2 separate regions of the Homo sapiens genome follow, and region 1 is linked to region 2. Evidence: chromatin loops called from intact Hi-C (ENCODE). Cell type or tissue: heart left ventricle. All regions are shown on one strand. Each heading gives the region's core, and the rest is flanking DNA. Links, peaks and the distances in the headings are about the cores only. Region 1 overlaps LINC01705 (long intergenic non-protein coding RNA 1705). Region 2 overlaps LOC124904518 (a long non-coding RNA gene).

The links. Peaks named below come from ENCODE experiments on the same cell type or tissue, not always from the same donor. Only the 100,000 strongest peaks of a DNase experiment are listed, where the experiment ranks them.
Region 1: a loop joins it to region 2, with 4 times the contacts of the local background. A loop is called at or near these places in 1 of 110 quality-filtered maps.

What each region holds. Positions count from the first base shown.
Region 1 is chr1:222,033,532-222,041,870 of GRCh38, forward strand. It overlaps LINC01705 (long intergenic non-protein coding RNA 1705), which reads right to left. Exons shown (of 3, transcript XR_001738485.2): 3 at 8,173-8,339. Among named protein-coding and RNA genes, the nearest start is that of LINC01705, 22 kb to the right of the region's middle. In heart left ventricle, for the core only: no CTCF peak of the experiment used is centred there; no DNase peak of the experiment used is centred there; H3K27ac peaks cover 2,545 bases.
Region 2 is chr1:222,102,612-222,110,950 of GRCh38, forward strand. All of the region lies in intron 1 of LOC124904518 (a long non-coding RNA gene), which reads right to left. Among named protein-coding and RNA genes, the nearest start is that of LINC01705, 47 kb to the left of the region's middle. In heart left ventricle, for the core only: no CTCF peak of the experiment used is centred there; no DNase peak of the experiment used is centred there; H3K27me3 peaks cover 710 bases.

The DNA.
Region 1 (8,339 bases), core at 55-8,054, 69 kb before region 2:
CCAGGATATGAATGCCTGTCCTCTGATTAGCAAACTTTATGCTAATCTTTCATCCTTTTCCTTACGGCAGAGTTAGTCGTTCCAACAAAAGGATGCCCCAAACAGATGTTCTCCATCTCCCCGGGTTATAGTAGAAGGATCTGTATTATACAAAAGGATATGCAAAGGGATATGAATTAGACATAGTGAAGAATGTCCAGCCATAAAAGCTGAACACTTCCTAGAGAAGCTTAGGCAATTTCTCTTCTAGAGATTTAGAACATGAGTTGGCAAACCACTGCCTGTAAGTGAAATTCAGCCCTACTACCTGTTTTTGTAAATAAAGTTTTACTGGAAAACTGTCATGCCCATTCATTTGCCTAATGTCTATGCCTGCTTTCTTCTACAAGGATAGAATTGAGTAGTTATGACAGAGACCCTATGGCTCAGAAAGCCTAAAATACTTACTATCTGGTGCTTTACAGAAAATATTTGTTGATCTTTGATCTAGAATATCAGGATGGATTTTGCTTGGGTTGGCTTGAGTATGGTTCTCTCTGAAGTCGCAGAATGGTCTAATTGAAACTTTAATATTCTTTTCAGCTCTAGGACCGAAGAGGTATATTTCTGTGGTGGTCAAAACAGGCCTATTCCTAATGGAAGAGCCCCTCCTTCAGACTTCTTTCAGCTGACTTCAAGCTCCACTTTGGCTATGTCTATGCATTGCCTGAATTGTATTTAAAATGTATATAGCTGACAGAAGTTTCCCAAATTGCACTGCAGACTGCCAGTAAGCACAACTTAACTGTGGTGGAGGTTGCAGGGGAGAGTAAATTCCACCTACCAGGGAATTTAGGGTGGTGCTAGTACTCATGTTAACTCTATTCCAGTTGCCATTTGGATTGGGCATAAAAAGATGACAGGTTTCTGCTGTCATATAGTAACAGTGATTAATATTATTGCTATGATTTCTATTATTAATAAAACAGATTTTTTTTGGAAGTTTTACTTTGGATAAAATAAAAACTAGTTGTTAGGAGAATTAAGCATTAATTGCTTTAAAATTCTTATTGATCAAACCAGAGAAGCAGAACTAAGATGAGGCATTTATGAGTTCCTTTGGAAAAGTATGATATGTGTGTGGGCACTCACACACACACACACAATGTAGGAAAAATAGGTACTAACTGCAAAATGTTTTCCATCCCTAAGAAGTTCATGAGTATTTTCTCAATTCAGTTCAATGTAAAATGACATTTTCTTTTGCTTTTTTACACCACCCCTGCAAAACTGGATGAGGAGCCTGCCTCTCACAAGCTGTGTGATCTTGAACAAGTGGTTTCCTCTCCCTGGGCCATATTTCCTTCTTCTGTGAAATGTAGCTGTCAGCATGGATGCTCTTTTCCTGTTCTGACAGGAGCCAGCAAGCCTGTGATCTCTGAAAGTCCTCCAGCCTACCCCAGCTGCCTCCTTCCACTTGGCCTCAAAACCACTTCTCAGCATGGTGTAGTGAAAAGACATGGACTTGGGAGTCAGCCAGACTTAGGTTCAACCTTGAAAAGCACATTTTTATTTAGCAGTTCAAGCCTCACACCACTCTCTGAGATGGCAGACGCTTGCACTGTTGCACATACGGTTCTCTCTGGCTTTCTCTCTGTCTCGTGCACCACACGCCTGATCTATTTCTCCTTACAGATTCAGGTCAGGAAATTAAAATCTCAGAATGAAAAGAGAAATCATAGATTAGGAGAAAATATTTGCAAATGACATATCTGATAAAGGACTATTTTCCAAAATATGCAAAGAAATCAACAATAAGAAAACAAAAAAAAATGATTACAAAATGAATCAAAGACCTGAACAGACACCTCACCAAAGACGATATTAAGATGACAAACAAGGATATGAAAAGATGCTCAACATCATAAGTCACTGGAGAAATGCAAACTAAAACATCACTGAGACACCATTACATACCTATTAGAATGGCCAGAATCCAGAACACTGACAACACCAAATGCTGACAAGGATGTGGAGCAACAGGAACTCTAATTTATTGCTGGTGGGAATGCAAAATGCTACAGCTACTTTGGAAGACAATTTGTCAGTTTCTTACAAAACTACATACTCTTACTGTACGATCCAGCAATAATGCTCCTTAGTATTTACCCCAAGGAGATGAAAACTTATATTCACCCATAAGTTGGACCTGCACATGGATGCTTATAACAGTTTTATTCATAACTGACAAAACTTGGAAGCAACTAAGATGCCATTTCTGCAGGTGAATAAGTAAATAAATTGTGGTATAGGAGAAAAATGGAATATTATTCAGTGCTAAAAGGAAATGAGCTCTCAAGCCATGAAAAGACATGGAGAAAATTTAAGTGCATATTACTAAATGAAAGAAGTCAATCTAAACGGATTATATATTATGTGAGTCCACCTATATGACAATCTCAAAAAGGGAAAACTACGGGGACAGTAAAAGATAAGTGGCAGCCAATAGGGGAGGGAGGGATGAATAGGCAGAGCACAGAGGAATCTTAGGACAGTGAAACTACTCTGTATGATACTATAAAGGTAGACACATGCCATTATACATTTGTCTAAACCCACCAAATAGTACAACACCAAGCGTGAACCCCAGTGTAAGCTATGGACTTTGGGTAATAATGATGAATCAATGTAGGTTCATCACTTGTAACAAATGCACCATTCTCATGGAGGATGTTGATAATAGGGGAACTGTGCATGTGTAGGGGAAGCAGGTATATGAGAATTCTCTGAACCACCTTCACAATTTTGCAATGAGCCTAAAACTGTTTTCTTACATAATGTCTTTGAAAATATTAAAACCTCTAGAAAATATTTCTGATTCCTCTCCTCGCCCTCAAGGAAGAGGGATATATTCCCAGGTCAGCCAGGCACTTCATGCTGTTAACTGTGTGTTTGTGTGGGCTCCCCTCATAGACATTGATTTTCTTGAGGTCAAGAACTGTGATGTTGCACCTATGGGAACTTCCACATTAAAAGGACTCCCTGCTTAAAGCCTGTCTATAGCCTTCCTTCTCACCCAGGCTCAAACCCAAAGTCCCCATCATGGCTCCAAGATTCCGCACAAGCCGGTCTCTGCCAACTTCTGCTTCCTTTCAGGCCATTTGTCTCCCTTCTTTTTAGGTTCTCAGGGCCCAGCTTTATCCCTTATTTTCTTTATACCTATAGTAATTTCTGCTGGGGTGGTTCTCTACAGACAGCTCCCACTAGCCTTTTAACTGAGACTTTTCAGATCTCAGCTTCAGTTCATTCATTCATTTAACAAATATTTACTGAGCACTGTTCTAGGCACAAGGAGAAGGAAGCAGACAAAAATTCCTGCGTATCTGGAGTCTACATTCTGGCTGGGAGTAAGGCAGACAAGGAAGAAACAAACCAATAAATACAGACAATGTTACATGATGAAATGTGCTAAGAAAAATAAAGCAAATAAAGCGAGGCGAGATGGGCATTCCTGGGTGGAATGTCATTTCACGGGAGGACTCAAAAGGCCACACTGAGAGCATAATGGATGAGCAGAGACCTTCAGGGAGAGTGGGAACAAGCTGTGTGGGCGTTTGTGGAAGAAGCAGTGAGCGAGAAGACCCTGAGCCTAAGTGGACTCCACAGGGTTGAGGAAAAGCGGGAAGACCAGTGAGGGAGGGAGGGAGTGATGGGAGTTGGAAACAGATGGCAGGGGTCTGGGTCTCGTAGGGTCTTGCCAGCCACTGCCAGGACTTGAGCTTCTATTCTGAGTGAGATGAGTGTTTTCAGCAAAATAATCCAACTAACATTTGGAAGGGGCCACTCAGGCTGGTGCAAATAGAGGAAGATTAGTCAGGTTTTTCCAATACTCCTGGTGAGAAGTGATGATATCTTGGACCAGAGTGATAGAGGTTATAAAGTGGTTGACAAATGGTTGTGTTCTGGATCTATTTTGAAGGTAAGAGCTACAGGACTTATAGATATGTACTGGAAATGGAGTATCAGAGAAAGAAAATAATCAAAGATGACTCCAAGATTTTGATATGAGTCACTGAAAGAGTACATTTATATTTCCTAAGATGAACAGGCTGGGGGAGGAGAAGGTTGGAGATGAGAATGGGAAAAGAGGAGTGTGATTCTGAATGTGTTATGTAACATGTATCTGTTAGACAGCCTAGTAGAGAAGTCAAGTATACAGCTTGATATACAAATTAGGAGTTCACAGGAGAAGACTGGGGTGGCTTCTGGGGCATTCCAATATTTAGAAGCTAAGGATATGAGAATGAAACAGCTAAAAAGCAGGACAAGGAGAAGCCTGCTCTGTGGGAGGAAAATCAAGAGAGTGGTGTCACAAGAGCTAAATAAAGCATCTCAAGAGGGAGGGACTAATCAACTGTGTCAAATGTTGGTGATAAGTTCAGCAAGACAGGGGCTTATCACAATTTGTAATTATCTATTTCTGGTGAGTGTGTCTTTCTTCCTCTGTGTCACCACCCCATTGATTATAAGCCCCAACAGGGCATGACCAGTGTCTCTTTGTTCATCATTTAATGCCAAACCCTGCTGGACATAGAGTAGGCATACAAAAATATATTTCTTAAAAGAATGAATAAATGAACAGCCAAATGGTAAATCATTTTGTTAAGCCCACTTTTTAAATGTAAATCCTAGAGACCCATCTCTGCCCTGCCCTTAACTAACCAGCTGCTTGCCCATGGGAAAACTTCAGTTTCCTTCCCCTGGATTTCACTTTCCTCACCTATTAGCAAACTGCACGAGTTAACGGCCTCTACCAGATCTTGCATCCCACAAGTCTTCAACAGGTCTAAGTCAGACCTTCTAATTTCCAAGCCATGGTGTAATTTTAGCCACCGCCTCCCCAAAATGCCTACCATTGGCCTGAGGCTGCCGTGAATTCTGTCACTAGATTTTAACACTTTTCAGTACAATCTAATCCCCATGAGACACACAAATTAGGAAGCAACTATGATCAGTCATTTGTGCCAGAATGTGAGTACATTTGTCTGGTCCTTTCCTAATAACTGTTTTAGATAAGGGCCTGTTGAGAAAGAAAGAGAGTAGAGTATACTCAGTGAGCTGTCCAGGGAGGAAAGGGGTACAAAAAAAAAAAAACCACTAGAGATAAACTACTGAAAGTCTATATAGGGCAGGTCTTATTTGATGGAATTGAAAGGAAAGGTTCAAGAAATGTTAACTTGTGTCTTTAAGTATCTCCAAATCTGAACTGAATCTCAGGAGATGTTGAGTAAGTCATTTCTCCAACCAGGGTTTTGATCTCAATTATAAAATTGGTGAAGATGTACTTGATCATCTAAAAATGCTCTGCTGCCTTTAAAGTCAAGGATTCAGTGACTAGGGAATGACTTCTCTAATTAGGTAGGGAAGGGAAGACAGTCTATTTTAGCCTAGGAATGAAAGATGAAGCAAATAGTCACACATTTCCAAATATGTGGTCGGTCACTTCAGTTCCAAGAAGGACTACCCAATTCTCTTAGCACAGCAAAATAATAATGATAACAATAATTTTTTACATTTACTCAAGTTACAACAAAAATTTAAAATGGCTCTTGCCTGCCTCTGAACAAGGCACTGTAAGTGTGGTCACGTGCCCTGTGCATGACAAAGGTCACAGAGTCTGTCCTCAGTATTGTCCTTTGGCCTGAGACTGCATACACAGAATTAGGATTAGTTCAGTCTCTGCTGCTAACCTCCCCAAAATAACCCTGCTAGCATCAACGACAAAGACTTGGGTCTGGGCACTTCTCCCTGTAGTGGACTAGCTTGTACTGGACCATGTTTACACTTAAAGAAAGATGATATTTGTGGCCAGGCACAGTGGCTCACGCCTGTAAGGCCAGCACTGTGGGAGGCCAAGGTGGGTGGATTGCTTGAGCCCAGGAGTTCGAGACCAGCCTGGGCAACATGGCAAAACAACAACAACAACAACAACAAAGACAAAAATTAGCAAGGCATAGTGGCATGTACCTGTAGTCCTAGCTACTCAGGAGACTGAGATAGGAGGGTTGCTTGAGCCCAGGAGGCAGAAGCTGCAGTGAGCCATGTTTGCACCACTGCACTCCAGCCTGGGTGACAGAGTGAGACCCTGTATCAAAAACAAGCTAACAAACACACACACACACACACACACACACGAAAGAAAGAAGAAAGAAAGAGAGAGAGAGAAAGAAAGAAAGAAAGAAAGAAAGAAAGAAAGAAAGAAAGAAAGAACGAAAGAAAGAAATTAATTTATAAATCAGCAAATAGAATGGAATCTCTGACCTCACCCCAAATCTGTATTTGGTGGAAGCTGAATGTAAATAAACAGATGAACCAGAAGAACAAGGAAGCAAACAACATTCATGATCAGGAAAGAGAGTGAAATCAACTAGAGTATCCACAGAATCCAGCCTGTAACATCAGCCTCATTAGCACAGCCCCAAGGGCAGGAGAAATTATGTTTTGGGGCAACAAGGATGAGATAAGAAACTTGATAATGACCATCTGCTGCTGATGTCAGGTCTACCTTAAGCAAGGGAGCAGAAGCCCTGGCAATGGGCACACACGCGGATGTGTTCCATGTGGTGTGAGAGTGTGTATGTGCGTTTAAAGTACTGTGGGTGGTGCATTTAATACGGCACTTTTCTGTCCAAGAAAATCATATCCCCTCCAAAGCCCTGAATTATTGAAATCTTGAAGTTTCTCACATCTGTTACGAGCCTTGTATCACCATTTCCGCACGCTATTGGGTGCCATATTCTGTGTCTGAGGTTACAGGCATGCCAGAACCCTCCCACTGCCAAGCTGGGAGATCATTTGTTATTTCTGTAGCCATAGGCTTGCCAAAACCTGGGGAGCTTGATTCTGAAAGGAGCCATCATGCCAGAGGGCAGCAAGCTGGCGAGCTGTGGGGTGGTCTCAACACTCGATATCCAAGCCTTTCAGCCTGAGTGTAACCAGAGCCCCTCGGAGAGAAAGTGGCCCTGAGCTGCCTCAGCTGCTGTAAAATTCCTCTAATGGCCTAGTCTAAGTCCCTCTCACTCAGGCCACCGCCATTTCAATGGAAAGTGAGTTGGGTCCAAATAGGATGAACCAAACTTCTGTCTGAGCAAAAAAGTTGGCCCAGGGCTCAAGAGCTTTAAATGGACCATGAATAATGTTTTATAGCCTCGGCACTGGGGTGAACTCAACCCCTACACTTAGCCTCACCTTTCACGGTGTTATTTTTAGAGATCTCATTACACCCCAGCTTAAACTAAAAATATGTTTCCCAGGAATAGCAGAACACAGTTTTAATTGTGCAAAGTGACACGAATGTTCATGGACTCTAATTACATATGATATTTCATGTGTTTGAGATCAGCTGTAAGGAGTAAGGAGGAATGGCTAAATTGCATTTTTCAAGAGCAGTGACTAGACTTGCTTTGAGACTACGGGGCTCAATTAGCTTTCTGGGGGCTGGTGTGGTTTTCCTCAACTGATGCTTTGATTTCTAATAATTTGGGGTGACTCATGTAAGACAGGATAAGAGGTCCCAGGAAGCCCTGTTCATGAGAAGCTCACCTCCAAGTTCTACCAAGCCATTCTCACCCAACACTGACACATAATTCCCTCCCCACTCTCCCACGCTTGGAAGGCGAGATGGTGCAGTAAAAGAGCTTTGGAATCTGACAAATTGGCAACTGAATCTTTACGCTGCCCCTCTACCTCTGTGACTTCAGGCAAGTTATTAATCTTCCTAAGTCTGGTTCCTCATTGAAAAATAAGAATCATAAATGTTGTATGGATAAAATGCAATAATTTATGCAGAAGCCTAATAAATTATTACAGCAGAGGCCTAATAAATTATTACATTATTTATTTATTTATTTATTTATTTTGAGATGGAGTCTCACTCTGTCGCTCAGGCTGGAGTGCAGTGGCACGATCTCAGCTCACTGCAAGCTCTGCCTCCTGGGTTCAGGCCATTCTCCTGCCTCAGCCTCCCAAGTAACCGGGACTACAGGCGCCCGCCAACATGTCCGGCTAATTTTTTGTATTTTTAGTAGAGACAGGGTTTCACCGTGTTAGCCAGGAAGGTCTCAATCTCCTGACCTTGTGATCCGCCCGCCTCGGCCTAACAAAGTGCTGGAATTACAGGCTTGAGCCACCGCGCCCGGCCATATTATTTTTTTATTTGACTTGCTCATATACTTGAATCAGTAGGGGCATTTGTTGAGCACTGACCATGACAACACAGGTGATATACGATGCAACGGTGTCAGACCCCGACAAAGAGTGCGCACACGGGCATGAGTGGCTCTGATGCAGGACGGCAGGAC
Region 2 (8,339 bases), core at 322-8,321:
GAACTGAGTTTGTCTCTGCTGTGTCATTTATAAGCTGTGTGACTGTTAAACAAGTTAATTCAATTCTCTTAGCCTTAGTTTCCCCATGTTGATACTGCCTATCTTAATGATTTATGGAAGAACCAAATGAAAAGCTGCACATAAAACAGTCCAGTGCCTAACATATATGACCAGCTCAATAAGTGGTAGCTGCCATTAGAACTGTCATGACCATCATTATTGTCAAGCGGCTGTACAGAATATGGCACAGTTCCTACAGTGGTAGACACTCAGGAATTGTGTCGTAAATGAACAAGCCTCAGAAACAAAAACTGCCCTGTCCAAGGTCACCTGGATGGAAACTGTCAGGGCTGGTACTTAAACACAAGCCTTCTTTGTGGCCTACCTTCTCTAAAACTAAACTAACTATTTTTTAGAAAAAAAAATTAGCTATTTATAGGACTGGAACAGTGAGACAAGAGGAACTGAATTTCTATATCACTTCAATCAGAGAAATTGAAATTGCATGTATGGGGGTCAGAGACTGTGCCAAGTCTCCATCTGGTGACACTTTCCCTCGTCCTGGTTGGTGGTGGTGTCAGGAGGGTCTATGAGATGACATACACGTAATACACTAGACCAGTGTCGGCAGGTAGCGGATACAGGAATCTGCCCTAATTATTACCAGCCCCTTGACCCAGAGACACAGAGGATTTCTCCTGCTTCTTCCCATGTAAAGCAACCATCTCCCTCCTCAGCCTGAGGAAAACCTCAGTTCAAACAACCTTCCGACCTTTCTCAAAGAAGGCTGGCTGTTCAGATTCAATAAAACACAATCTATGTGATTAAAAAAAAAAAACTTTTAGCAGCTCATTAAAAAGTTCCGTAGGTTTCAAGAGCATCAAATGGCTTTTCGCAATCAATATTTTCAGGCTCTGGAGTGAATCATAAAGATTAAACACTTTCTTCCTTAAAAAATAAAAGAAATCTGTCTATAACTGAATAGAAAGAACTGATGAGACAAGGAACACAGGTGGGAGTAGCCACGTTCTACTTCCCAAGAAAGGTCCAGCACACTGGCCTGGCCTGTCTGCTACCCACAGAACCCTGTGCTGAGGGAGGGGGCCCGGGGGCCAGGCAGGTCCAAGCAGGTTATTCACCCAGAGTTTCCCCATTATGGATTCCAGTAAAGGAACGACGAGAACTATGATATCCACAGAAAGTTTTAAATTATACTGTGAAGAAAAGCCTACCTCTAACATCAAAAGGTGCCCAGGAGCATGTCACCATGGAAGGCTCAGGGCGGGTTAGGCCAGCCATTTGGGAGTAAATGTCCTGAACAGAGCCCTAGAGCCCAGGGCTACTCTTGAGTGAAGCAGTTCTACAAAGAAGAAGCTGGAAATGTTTGTTCTACTTAAATCCCTGGAGATACAGGTGGCGTCTTCTTGGGGTGGCCAAGGCCCCAAAAACTATCTCCCCAGACTGCCAAAGGGAATCGTAAAGTAAGTTAGAGTGAAGGGGACACTCAGTGTGACACAAATGCATGCAAGGGCGGGACTGTGTTTGACTGGGGAGCATGGAGCCTCTTGGGGTCCCAGCATCCTGCAGGGCAGGAGCAACAGTGTCATGAATTAGCTGCACAGCAAGGGTCCATAGGGTGCCCCAGCAGAGGTAGGTGGGCTGAGGATGAGTCAGAGTGTTGCAAGGCCAGCAGCCGGCAAGGACCTTTGTTAGAACACCAGGCTGGCGGATGCCAATCATTACAAAACAGAAGAGGTCAGGAGCTGTTTATTCCCTGCACTGTTTTGTTATAATTACTCCAGGAGGTCCACCAGGACCCACAGGCACAGGCCACTGACCTGAAGAACGTTTTAGTTTCTCCACTGAAGTCTGTTCCCAATCACAGCAGAGATGGACCTACTAGGACTGACAGAGACCCAAATTGCAACAAAGATGAAGTTTAAGAAGGCCAGGTCTGGGACAAACAGCTCTAAAGATCTCCATGCCCTCCATGAAGCCATGTTCATGCTCAGCAAATGCACAACCCTTGAGGGGGAGTCCTGCGTGAGTGCCTGTAGCCCCTCTGTGTGATCTGTCACCACCAGCTGCAGACCAAGTGGCTCCCTGTGCAGCAGGGGAGGTGAACAAAGAATCGTGTTTCTCTGCTTCTTTGCCCCTGTATGTTGAGTTTATTTTCATCCCTAAGGCTCCATTCAGGCAGAACTCTCTAGCCTGACCTCCCCCCGGGGTGGCATTACCAGCCCATCCATCTTAATGAAATAACTGAAGTGGAGGTACAGAAAGACTTAAAGACTTAGATTGCAGTTGAGCACCAAGTAATTGATCTGATCGTTGGTGATAAATCCATTTCAGGCATCTTAATGACTGAAGGCAGTTATTAAGACAACCAGTGACATTGCCTAGTCATGGCTATTTTAGTCTCAAAGGTCTGTGTCTGTATGTGAGGCTGGGCCCAACAGCTGACCTGTAAGCAGAAAACAAAAAAGATTTAAACAGTCCAACAGTGAGGTTTTTGCTCAATTATTTACGTTAATGTTCATCATAGCTTCTTTCTGCAGCCAGACTCTTTGCTTGCACTGGGAGATTATTCTAAGATGTACACAATGCACTTGCTGCCAAGCCGGATCAGGAGGTGGGGTTGCAGCTTACAGTGCAATCCACAAGTGACACTTCTGTAAAAGCCTCCATGCCGTGTTATTCTCAGCCTGTGTGAAGACTGCATTGTGGGATTCATGCCAGAAACCCAGTCTTGTCCCATTTTGTCCCCCCTACCAATACTTGCTTTGTTCATCTGAAGGACCTAATGATACCCAGCAAATGCTAAACAGAAGATTAGGGGAAGGAGAGAGCTGCTCCTGCTATATTACAGGTGCCTTCAGTGACAGTGCCAGCTCTGAGTCATTGATGACATTACCGCCACCCAGGGAGCAAAGGAGAGCACAGCTACCTCCTCCACCTCAGGACATGACAAAGTCCCATTGTCCTCTGGTTCTGGTTATTGTTCCCTTGAAAGAGGCAGGGCTGTGGCTTGTTGTGACCCAGAGCTGGTTAGAGCCACTACCCATCCCTTCCCTTCCACTCTCCCAAACCCACACCTCCAAGCAGAAGGTGTGCAGTCCAGAGAGGAACTGGCACATGGGGTTTCCTACAGAGCCACACTTCTTCATTGCATGAAGTGTGACATATGAGAGTGCACTCCAGGCACCCTGTGTTCAATGTGCTACTCTCTGTAGGCAACTCCCAAATTCTATGACTTTATACCAAAGACACCATTCCACTGATCTCCCACCTCAAATCCAAGCCTTGATCCCGGATTATCTCCTGATGGTCCCTGATCTCCACTCCTCTCTGCTTCCAGTCCCACTGTCCTGCAATTACACAGGAAGCACTGGACCAAGAAGCCAGGGCAGAGAATAGCGGATGAGATGAGGATGGTCAGTGTGGCATCGGGAGCGGGGGAAGGGGAGGCTTTAAAGCCTAAAGGGTTAAAGTCTTGCTTGTAATAAGAACATGGATGCAACATGGGTCATAAAGTCAAGGATGGAAGAAAATTCTAGTGGCTTCAGAAAGGCAGAGTTAAGAAGAAATTATTGTAATAATGCAGTGACTCTCAACTTTTTAGAAATTGAGCTTTGCTTTCAAAAGTATTCTTCCTGGGAACCCCAATATATAGATGAGATAAAAGTGGAAGTCTGGTTGGAGAAGAACCTGCATCTCATTTTCCCCTGGCCACCTCATTCCCTCCTTCGTGGCAACTCAACAACACCCCCAGGGACCCAGAAGGCTCTGGGGTTGACTGAAAACTCCTGTCACAGTGAAGACAAGAAATAAATGAATTAGGTAGCTGTGGCAACAAACACCAACAAAAGGCAATTGCTTAACACAACAAAAGCTTTTTGCTCATCCACACGAAGCCAACTGTGGGTCTGGGTAGCTCTTGAGGCAGCCGTCACATGGAGTGGCTCAGCGCCCCTGGTGTTCTTGCAGCACCTCTGTTCCAACACCTGCCTCCACGATGGGCACAGCGAGAGACTTGTGTCCCTGCTTTTAAGTGCTTCCACTCAGAAATGACACATGTCACTTCCCATTCCAGCTCATGCAGGGGAGCTGGGAAATGTAGACACCCATGTGCCAGGAAAGGGAGGAGAGCCAGAAATACTGATGTATGTCCTGATAAGCTTAATAATGTTTATCACAACAAAAAAGGCTTATTAGATGAATGAGCCTTGCATTACATTGACTGAGTGCATTACAGCCTATAGACTAGCACTCTACCTAGTTTATATCTTCTAGGTAAAGAGTCACAGGAGTCACAGGTTTAAAAAAAAAAAAAAAGAAAAAAAAATAAGATCCAAGACTGGCTTGGGGTCTCACAGCTAAGATTTAGCTGACCCTGGAAATTCCAGTCCCAGATCCACAGCCCTTGTTTCTACAACAGAGATCCAGGGAAGGGGAAGGAAGAGCTACTGAGAGAAAATCAGGATGAATTGGTCAGATAAATGCATATGCAAAAAGAAATAGTAAAAATCGCTCCCCAAGTTTTCTCACTTAACGAAGGAGAAATGGGAGACAAAATGTAACCGAAGGGCAGGGCTTGGGAGGAAGATAAACTCAATGCACCCCCCACCCCCCTGCCCAGTCTACCGTATTTCAAACAAGTGAATCATCCCACTTTGGGTATCAGGTTGATGGATTTCAAGACAGGCTGGACCAAAGAGGAAAGTTCACTGTAATTAAGTAAATATGTGCAATTTGTAAGGACAATTTGCATGCACGCAGCACTATGCTGTTTACAAAGCACTTTCATATGCAGGATCTCATCTGTATTCAGAGGCTCACTGGTGCCCTAGGCAGGGATGATGTTATCCTGGAGTAACGGCGTAACTTAGTCTGTGAATGACACAGGACACATTCTTGGCAACTCTGTAGGACAGGGCATTTGGTCCAGACAGGACACTCACCGGGCTACAAGGTCTAGCCCCTGCTCCGGGAGGTGGGGATCCAGTGAATATGGCCCACCTCTTGTTGATCCACATCCTCAGAGCCTGAGGCTTAGCCCCAGACACCTCTAGCCAGCCTGTTTCAAACCTTTGCTCTCTAGGCTTCACCGAACAGGGAGCTCAGATAATTTTACCACCCAGGACATTCAAAGTGGTTGTGTTGGCCTGAGAGAGGGCAGGTAGGTGTGGCCATCAAAGTTGAGGGTGATCTTACATTGTCAATGGGACTGCTCCCCTTCCAGGGTCTGGAGAACGGGGCAGTGCATCACTCCCACCGACAGAGAAGGGACAAGCATAAGCTGGGCAGAGTGTCAGAGCCAACATCAGAGGAGGACTCTAGTCCAAGCAGGGAACAGGTAGGCAAGAAAGACATCAGAGTAGACACCAGGGTCTATAAAGTGGGCTGACAGGGAGCAGGAGGAGATGGGCCAGGTGACCTGCCATTGTGGCCGGTCTGGTCTCATCAAAGTCCTCCTCTCTCCTCCCTGCCCTTGTCTGGGTAATCTGGAACAGAGCTGAGGGGCCCTGCTAGGAGGGCAACAGTGCCTCTTGCTGCAGGGTGCTGCAGGGAATCACTCAGGACATGCCTTCTGTCTCTGCCTGCTGAGGCTCTTGGACTCCTGGACTCCCCACATCCCAGTGAGAGACAGAGCTGCTGGCCAGAGCTGCAGACTCCTCGATTGTCCCGGTGCTGGTCTGAGAGCCTCCATCTCTTTATCTGGAACATGACTCCAACCACTTCACCTCTCCAGGACATCGTTTCCCTAGCTACTGAGGATGAATTTTGCTCACTTTCCTTTCTTGGCAACCCAGTTCCTGTAAGAACTGCTTTGAAGCTCTCCGTCTGCCTTGGATTCATGGCAACTGACAGGCTGGCTCCTCAGGCATTCTCATCACCTTCCAGTCTCAAGCAATTTCCTTTTAATTCAAAGGTGCAATGGAAATTCTCACCTCTCCCAGAGACACAGAGCCCTAAGGTTGAGGGCAGAGATCTAAGCCCAGGTAATCAGGGAACAGGTGACCTCTTGGTTAAATCTGGTCTCAGTACTCGGGAGCAAAAGCCTCCTCCCCCTTCAGGTGGGCAAATCTTTAAGCAGTGTTCTCAACCCTAGATATTCATTAGAATCACATGGTGTGTTTTTAAAAATCACTATCTAGACCCTTCTCCCACCACCACCAATTAAATTAGAATGTTAGGGGTTTAAGTCCATGTATTCTTATTTTTTAAAAACTCTCCAGATAATTATAATGGATAGGTAGTTTCCTGCTGACACATCAACTCTTCAATTCATTCTGCTAATCTCAGCCTATGCATTACTTTGTTCCAATCTTTTTATTAATTATTGCACCTTACAATTACACGGTGCCAAAGAAAGCATGTTCATATGAATGTTTTACTAACTCTGTGAGGCCAGTGCTCGTCCATCTTACTTGGAAAGAAAGGGTCTAGGTCCTATTCACAGTTACATCCCTGCCATGTTTCACAACATCTAACGTGCAGTGAGTACTTAGTGTCTATTGAATTGTAAGATTGCTATAGCATGATTTTATTATTATTATCATCACCATTTTAAAGTTGATGAAACTGAGGCCAGGTGAGGTAAAGTGGCATTGCCTAAGATTATACAGCCAATTGAAAGGAAAGGCCAAGACTAGAACCCAGATCTTCTAAGTCTGGTGTAATTTCCAGACTCCTCTCCTTTCATTCCTCTCATCAGTCTTTTCCCAGGTCTGCCCATAGCCTCACATTAGTCTTGACCCTGTTTTTCAGGAATATGAAGGTTTCTAAACCCTGGGACACAGGTGTGAGAAGCACCAATAGACGTGACCACAGCCAAGGAACACACCCCCTTGTCTGGTCCTGTAGCTTAGCTTAGACAAGAAACAAATACAGAGGAGCAAATCTGAATTGTGTACTTAATAAATGATTGTGGATAATGATGGTTGTGGCAGTTATGGGAAGAATAGGCCATTGGATGGGCTACCCCTCTATCAATAGATCAAGTATTGTGTCCCGTGGTGACAGGCCCAATTACCAACTGGCAGGCGTATGAACAACATTGAAGGAATTTCCACAGAAGAAAGGTTCTAAACCCACGGATACCTTGATGTCCTCAGTTTCCCCTTTGGGAAGTGAACACCTGCTCTTTGATATGGCCTTGCCTTGAAAGAAATATAAAGGATTCTGGAAAACAGCTTGGGGAAGTGCAGTGGTTCTCAGTATATGGTCCCTGAGCCAACAGTGTCATCATCACCTGGGAACTTGTTAGAAACACAAATCTCCATGCCGCCCCAGACCTACTGAATCTGAAACTCTAGGGACAAAGCTCAACAATCTGTGTTTTGTCAAGTGTCTGATGAAGACTAAACTTTTAAAACCACTAGTGTGGTGGGTAGGGCACCAACTTACTGGTTAGATACATCTGCCCTGGAAGCCCAACTCCAGTATTTACTTGGCGAGTTGCCTGGCAGTAAGAAGAAACAGAATACAGTCATCCCTTGGTATCACCAGAGGATTGGCTTCGGGACACCCATGGATCCCAAAATCCACAGATGCTCAAGTGCCTGTTATAAAATGGTGTAGTATTTACACATAAGCTACACACACCCTCTCGTATACTTTAACTCATCTCTAAATTACTTACAATATCTAATACAATGAAAATGCTGTGTAAATAGTTGTTATATTGTATTAGTTGTTTTACTTGTATTATTTTTACTATTGTATTGTTATTGTTATTGTTTTCTCTCAAAATATTTTTGATCTGAGGTTAGTTGAATCCACGGATGTGGAACCCACAGATATAGAGGGCCAACTGTGTATGTGTATGTGTGTGATGTGAAATTTATATATATATAAATTTATATATATATATAAATTTATATATATATAAAATCTCTCTCTCTCTCTCTCTCTCTCTCTCTCTATATATATATATATATAGAGAGAGAGAGAGAGAGAGAGAGAGAGTGAGAGAGAGAGAGAGCAAGTTCTGAACATGTGGGGGAACCCACTGACCTCCACATTTGTCCTGGCAAGGCTTTTCACAAGTGCCTTTCCACCCTAACACCCACAGCTGCCTAAGAAATCATCAGGCTTAATCCAGTCTTGCCCAATATTCATGCTTCCCTCAGTCACCATGCAAAGCACAAAACCACAGGTCATTTCTAATTCCTGGCCTCTATACCCATATATTCCATATGTCACCAAATCTCACCCCATTACCCTTTTCTCTTCAACCGTTAAACCTTCCATCTGAAACTCATGGTCAATCATTAGCAAGATCTCCCACAGACCCAACATCTACTCCTGCACCAATTAAAACACAACTCTATCCA